2 separate regions of the Homo sapiens genome follow, and region 2 is linked to region 1. The links are chromatin contacts, found by Hi-C or POLR2A ChIA-PET in ENCODE. All regions are on one chromosome and are shown on one strand. Each heading gives the region's core, a stretch centred on a gene start or an enhancer-like site at or near the end of the contact. The rest is flanking DNA. Distances are from core to core; before and after follow the strand shown. Region 1 holds the start of MTHFS (methenyltetrahydrofolate synthetase). Region 2 overlaps ZFAND6 (zinc finger AN1-type containing 6).

Region 1 (2,815 bases), core at 38-2,537:
GCATATATGCTTTACTGCTTTAACCCATAGGCACCTTGAATTTGAGTAAATAACGGATAATAGAATAGTGAAGGGTAATTAAGAAAGCCTGATGGTATAACTAATTCCAAGGAACATCAAGTTTCCAAATATCTGGTGTCTCTGAAGCATGATGCTGGGAAGACAGATCATCAGTTTGACTTACAACAGAATTACAAATACGTACTTATTCAGGGGACATTAAATTTTTCTTCCTCTGGTGTCTAACAAAAATGAGTCCCCAAAAACTCTTTAGAACATGCCTTCACAACAGGATATGACTGCCATTTTATTGATAAGAAAACTGACATTACATAGACTAAAAATACATAGCAGTGCAGTTGGTGAAAGTAATGAAACAGAGGTCTGCTAACCAACAAACACGGACCCTCACTTATTCCTCTCATTTCTCTCTTCTGTTTCCTACGTTCTTGGGAAGCCTGGATATGATAGCCAAGTCTTCCTTTCGTTCACTCAAGAAAAAGCATTTAATGTTGACCAACTCTGAGACAGGAAAAGCCTAGGCCCTGGAGCTACTGAGACACAGCCTTAGCCCTCCATATGCTTAGTGAAGTCCAGTCAACCTCTGAGTTCTGCCCTTTGGCATCTCCACACCTTTTTTGGTGTTCCCTCGTCTAAAGCACCTGCATCTTTCTCTGGCCATTTTACTAATATAACCGGAGTCTTACTCGTAGCTCATTAACTTTAGGCCTCACTGAGGGAACCTGGGCACTCAGGTGTTCACCCATCTCCTCTACCACAACTTTCTGTTCTCACCGTGCTCTCACCACAGCACCGTCATCCCCACGGAGGGTTTTCGAGCACCAAAAGAGCCACCCATGCAAACAAACTCCCCTCCCAGAGATAAATCTGTCAACCCCTGCCGTCCTCTCGCTCTTTAGCCCCACAACTTTCACTACCGGGCCCTCTCCCCGCCATAGTGCCAAGAGCGTCCAGACCACGACTAGGGGGCGTGCGCGCGCCGGGAGGGGAAACGTGCGCGCGCCGGGGGGTGGGGGGGCGCCTAGCCCAGCGCCAGCACGGACCATGCACAGATCAGCAATCGCTGGCCGCCAGGCCTTCGGAGGGTCTGTCCGCCGCGGCTTCCGCTACGGGCGGCCTCGCACCTTCTGGCTCAGTACGCGGGACTGGCGTAGCCGCTCCTCGGCACTCATCGCCCGCAGACGCTGCTTCAGCTCTCCCCGCAGGCTCCGCTTGGCGCTGCTCACCGCTGCCGCCGCCATCTCACGCCCAAGCCGAGTCCAGTCCCGCCCTCGGCGCCCTGGGCGCCCTCGGGTTCGGTCTCCGCCCCTGGCCGCTCCCAGGTGGATCCGCGGCCTAGGGGCGGGTCGGGGCTCGGGGAAGCGCCCCCACCCCGCTTCCGGGACGCGGGCCCGCGGCGCGCCGCGCGCTTACCTCGCCTCTGGCCCTTGGGACCCAGCCCTCGTGCGGTCCCCGTGGTCCGGCTCGCCCTCCCCGGTTAGGGGAGCGGTGGCGAGGCGCCGTCGCTGCCCTGCCGCCTGACCTCCCTGAGCCTGGGCCCTCACCGGGACCGCGGAGGCGGCAGCGCCACTGGCGGGGATGGTAAAGATGGCCGGCAGTACCCACGGTGCCTGGCATCTCTTGTACTGTTCAGTAGTGGGACTTCAGGGGCCAGAAAAGAAGGGCAAGGCAGGACATGTAGCGAAATCGTCACGAGTCGCTTAACTACAGGGATAGGTCTGACAGATGCCCCGATTTCCTTCTTGTGCAAACATCAGAGTGTAGTTACACAAAGTTACTACACACCTATGCTACACACCTGTACAGCGTATTTTGTACCGAATACTGTAGGCAATTGTAAGCACCGTGATACTTGTGTATCTAAACACAGAAAAGGTAATGTGTTGGTTGGCTACCACATCAGTAGGTATTAGGAATTTTTCAGCTCCATTATAATCTTAAGGGACCACAGTGGTTGATGGAAATGTCCTTATGTGATGAATGTATAGATGATACATAATCGGGAACACTGCTAAAGCAATAACTGTAGTGTAAAAGCCAAATTTTGCGGGTTTCTAGTGTGAATGTATTCCAGGTAATAGTGCCCACATAGGTACTTCCTGTTATAACCATCAGTGACTGTTCATTCCCACCACTCAGCTCTGATTAAAACACAAAAATGAATTAAAACTAAAAGCAGTTGGGGGGTGGGTGAGGCACTTGCAGGAAGAGGTAAAAGAAACTGTTAAGTCTTAAACTGCTCCCAGTAGACAGGCGCCTCAGATGGCATAGACGGTTGCCTCTCAGATGTGACTTCCTAAGAAAACCAGAGCTGTCTCTGCCAAAAATACGTCCCTACTGACCGCCCCAGTGTCTTAATCCCCACCGTTAAGAATCACACCTCCTAGGTAAAGCATTAATTAAGTGCCCGGTGAGAATGCACATGGCTTGAGAGGGGAGTTCTGGCTTCTTTATGGAATCTATCAACAGCTTCCAGGGAAAGCTAATGCAAGTCCCAGGGGGACTGTGTTGTAAGAAAAAGGGAAGGCCAGGCAGGTACAGCGTATACATAGTGCAATTAGATTTGCTGACCTAAAAGTTAGAACACGAGGTCTAACAAACTACGTACTTTTCTAATCTGTTCATTTTTACCAAAAAATAAAAATTAAAATTAACACTAGCTCCACGTTGAATCATTTACCAATTTTCTTTGTTCAGAATATCCCAGAGTATCCTGCATATCAGGTTGCCATATCCATCAACCCCAAATGGCAAGCCAGAGAGAGAAGGCTGGGGAGGAGGCATCAATGGAAAC
Region 2 (2,738 bases), core at 106-2,605, 210 kb after region 1:
CCCAGCTACTTGGGAAGCTGAGGCAGGAGAATCGCTTGATCCTGGGAGGTAGAGGTTGCAGTGAGCCGAGATCGCACCACTGCACTCCAGCCTGGGCGACAGAGTGAGACCCTGTCTCAAATCAGTCAGTCAGTCAATCCATCCATCCATCCATCCATCCATCCCAGAAACTTACATTTTACTTTTCAGGTATTATTGACCATATCATTTTGTGTTTTACTTGTTGTAAACTATAGATGAAATCCTCTTATGTTATCTGGGGTAATATTTCATTGTACTTTTCTTGAGTCGCTGATTTTGTTTTTCTTAAGTAGTCATATTCTTCTTTGCATTAGCTCCTTGAAAGAATAGAGTTGAATGGCTTCCAATTAGCAAATAGGCCTTTATGGGCATACATTTTATTTATTGACAGTATTTCTAACTTATTTTTTTTTAACCATTTTTACTTGGATTGACTATTTTTGCCTACTTTTGATATCATACAGCATGCATTTTTAAAGTCACCTAGAATTCTTTTCAGAGCAATTTAAAGTATATAAAAAACAGTAATATTTAGTGAACAGCACTTGTTCTAAAAAGCTCCCCTTTTCATTCTAAGGTGGTGGGATTCCCTGTTGCTTGTGGGTTTAAGTTCAGACTCCTTATCATGGAAACACAGATTTTGTGATGTGGCCTTATTCTAAGATCATTTCCCACTATCCTGTAGTCTAGGCACACAGAAGTCTCCCCTGGTAGACCACATACTTGCTTTTATCCTTCCTTTACAGTTATAAATATTGAGCGTAAGCACATAGTAAATTTTTGTTGCCAGTTATCCAGAGTAATTGATACATCATTTTATAAACTTTTGAGAGGAGGATGTTAGAAACCATTCCATCACACTTTTAATAAAAAACGGTATCATCTCAGGTGGAAGTGAGGCCTATTCACAGATCTCCTAACAGGTGATTACTGTCTCTGTGGCAAGGAGAACTTTTATGAACCTGCCCTTTGTGAGCTATGGGTAAATAAGGAGTCTTGGATTTATGACTGCAGCTACTATTAAATAGTGGACAGTTTGAACCTCTCTCTCTCATGATGAACTGCAGATATGTGACTTAAATAAGCCACCCAATTCTGAACTGAGCTTTATATTGCAACTTACGGGTTAAAGTATTTTCACAATCACCGTCCCAGTTGACCCCCTCAAAATTCTATGAGTTAGAAAGGACAGGCATCATAACTATCTTAAATGAAGTACTTCAGGCTAAGCACTTATCTAAGTAGGAAGTTTATATTCACAACCAACTTGAAGATGAGTCAGTTCTTTTTTCTTTTTACTACATATCAAGTTGTCCCTGTATATATAACAGTTGTTTTGCAGTGATTTGTAGTTAAACTTCCTTTCATGATGCATTTGTTAGTCATCCCTACAAGGTGTGTTACGTTTTAACTGAAAGAAAATCAGTTTCTGAAGTATCTTGCAATCATTTCTGGCATCCATTTTTATATACCTCTATGAAGTGAGAGTGGTGTATTCTAAAACTTTGTGGTTTTGATACTTAACATTTTGTGGTTTTGTGGCTAATAAAGTTGTAATTTTGGAGTTAGATGTGATGTTTGTGCAGATACGTGAAAATCAGACATTAGTATTTCTGTTCTTGTACCTACATTGATGAGAGCAGAACTGTGTGTCCTAAATATCTTTTACAGTGTTTAATAGCTAGCGGAGTGATAGGTACGATAAGTTTATCAAGATATCCTTGAACAAAGAGCTATGACAAAAGAAAGTACTTGCTTATAGTCATGGAATTTTGCTATGTCTTTCCTGATAATATCTCTAACCAAAATAGTTGTGAAATCATTTATTCATCCAGCATGTATTTGAGTACCTCCTATGTGCCTGGCATTAATCTAGAGCGGGAATTGGCCAACTATGACCCACTCACCAAATCCATTCTAGTCACCCCTTATTGTAAATAAAAGTTTTATTGAAACACAGCCATTCCTATTCATTTACTTATTGTCTGTGGCTTCTTTTTTACTGTAAAGGCGAAATTGAGCAGTTATGACAGACTCTATGGCCCACAAAGCCTAGAATAATTGCTCTCTGGTGCTTTAGAGAAAAAATTTGCCAGCCCTAATCTAGAGTGCTGGGAATATAACTCTGAAAAAACCAAATAATTTTTTCAGTATGTTAAATTTGTTTTTTTTTTTTTTGCTTCCATATTATAGGCTCTTTGTGCCTAGAAACTTATTATTTGCTCATTATGCATATTTTAATTCATGTTGAAGGACAGTGTTATTACAAGTAAGTTGTTTTCCTCTGAATTTGTGTAGGTATCTTTTTCCTCAGTAACCCTTTTCCCTGAAATGGGAGACTAATTAAGAACTGTGTGCCAAAAACCTCTGCAAGGATAGAGACTTCAGTTTCCAGTATGTGGATAAGAAACTAGATTGAGGAAGGCTTTACTCTGGGGTGACGTATCTCAAAATAGGTGAAAGAGGAAAAATACAATGAAGTGTAATCAGAATCAAGATTTAATAAAAGGGCCGGGCGCAGTGGCTCACGCCTGTAATCTCAGCACTTTGGGAGGCTGAGGTGGGTGGATCACCTGAGGTCAGGAGTTCAAGACCAGCCTGATGAACATGGTGAAACCCCGTCTCTACTAAAAATACAAAAAAATCAGCCAGGCATGGTGGCGGACGCCAGTAATCTCAGCTAGTCGGGAGGCTGAGGTAGGAGAATCACTTGAACC

What was found. A loop is a pair of places that touch in the nucleus more often than their neighbours do. ChIA-PET counts read pairs that join two places held with the same protein, here RNA polymerase II (POLR2A). Pooled maps may share reads with other maps.
Region 2: a loop to region 1 is called in a pooled map, with 4 times the contacts of the local background. The contact joins the enhancer-like site here to the promoter of MTHFS in region 1. A Hi-C loop is called at or near these places in 1 of 37 single-sample maps with no recorded cell type and 6 of 50 pooled maps. POLR2A ChIA-PET finds 5 or more read pairs at or near these places in 2 of 52 experiments (MCF 10A and PC-9).

The regions. Positions count from the first base shown.
Region 1 is chr15:79,895,727-79,898,541 of GRCh38, forward strand. It overlaps MTHFS (methenyltetrahydrofolate synthetase), which reads right to left and starts at 1,288. Exons shown (of 3, transcript NM_006441.4): 1 at 1,146-1,288. The coding sequence starts at 1,262. All of the region lies in intron 2 of ST20-MTHFS (ST20-MTHFS readthrough), which reads right to left. RefSeq lists a silencer at 1,297-1,596 and an enhancer at 1,737-1,786.
Region 2 is chr15:80,104,401-80,107,138 of GRCh38, forward strand. The region is part of intron 2 of ZFAND6 (zinc finger AN1-type containing 6); the gene reads left to right. Among named protein-coding and RNA genes, the nearest start is that of ZFAND6, 46 kb to the left of the region's middle. Within about 2 kb of position 1,356, at least 3 of the 41 ENCODE cell types and tissues checked have a DNase peak (open chromatin) inside an H3K27ac peak, as active enhancers do; they include PC-9, where a contact is called at or near this core.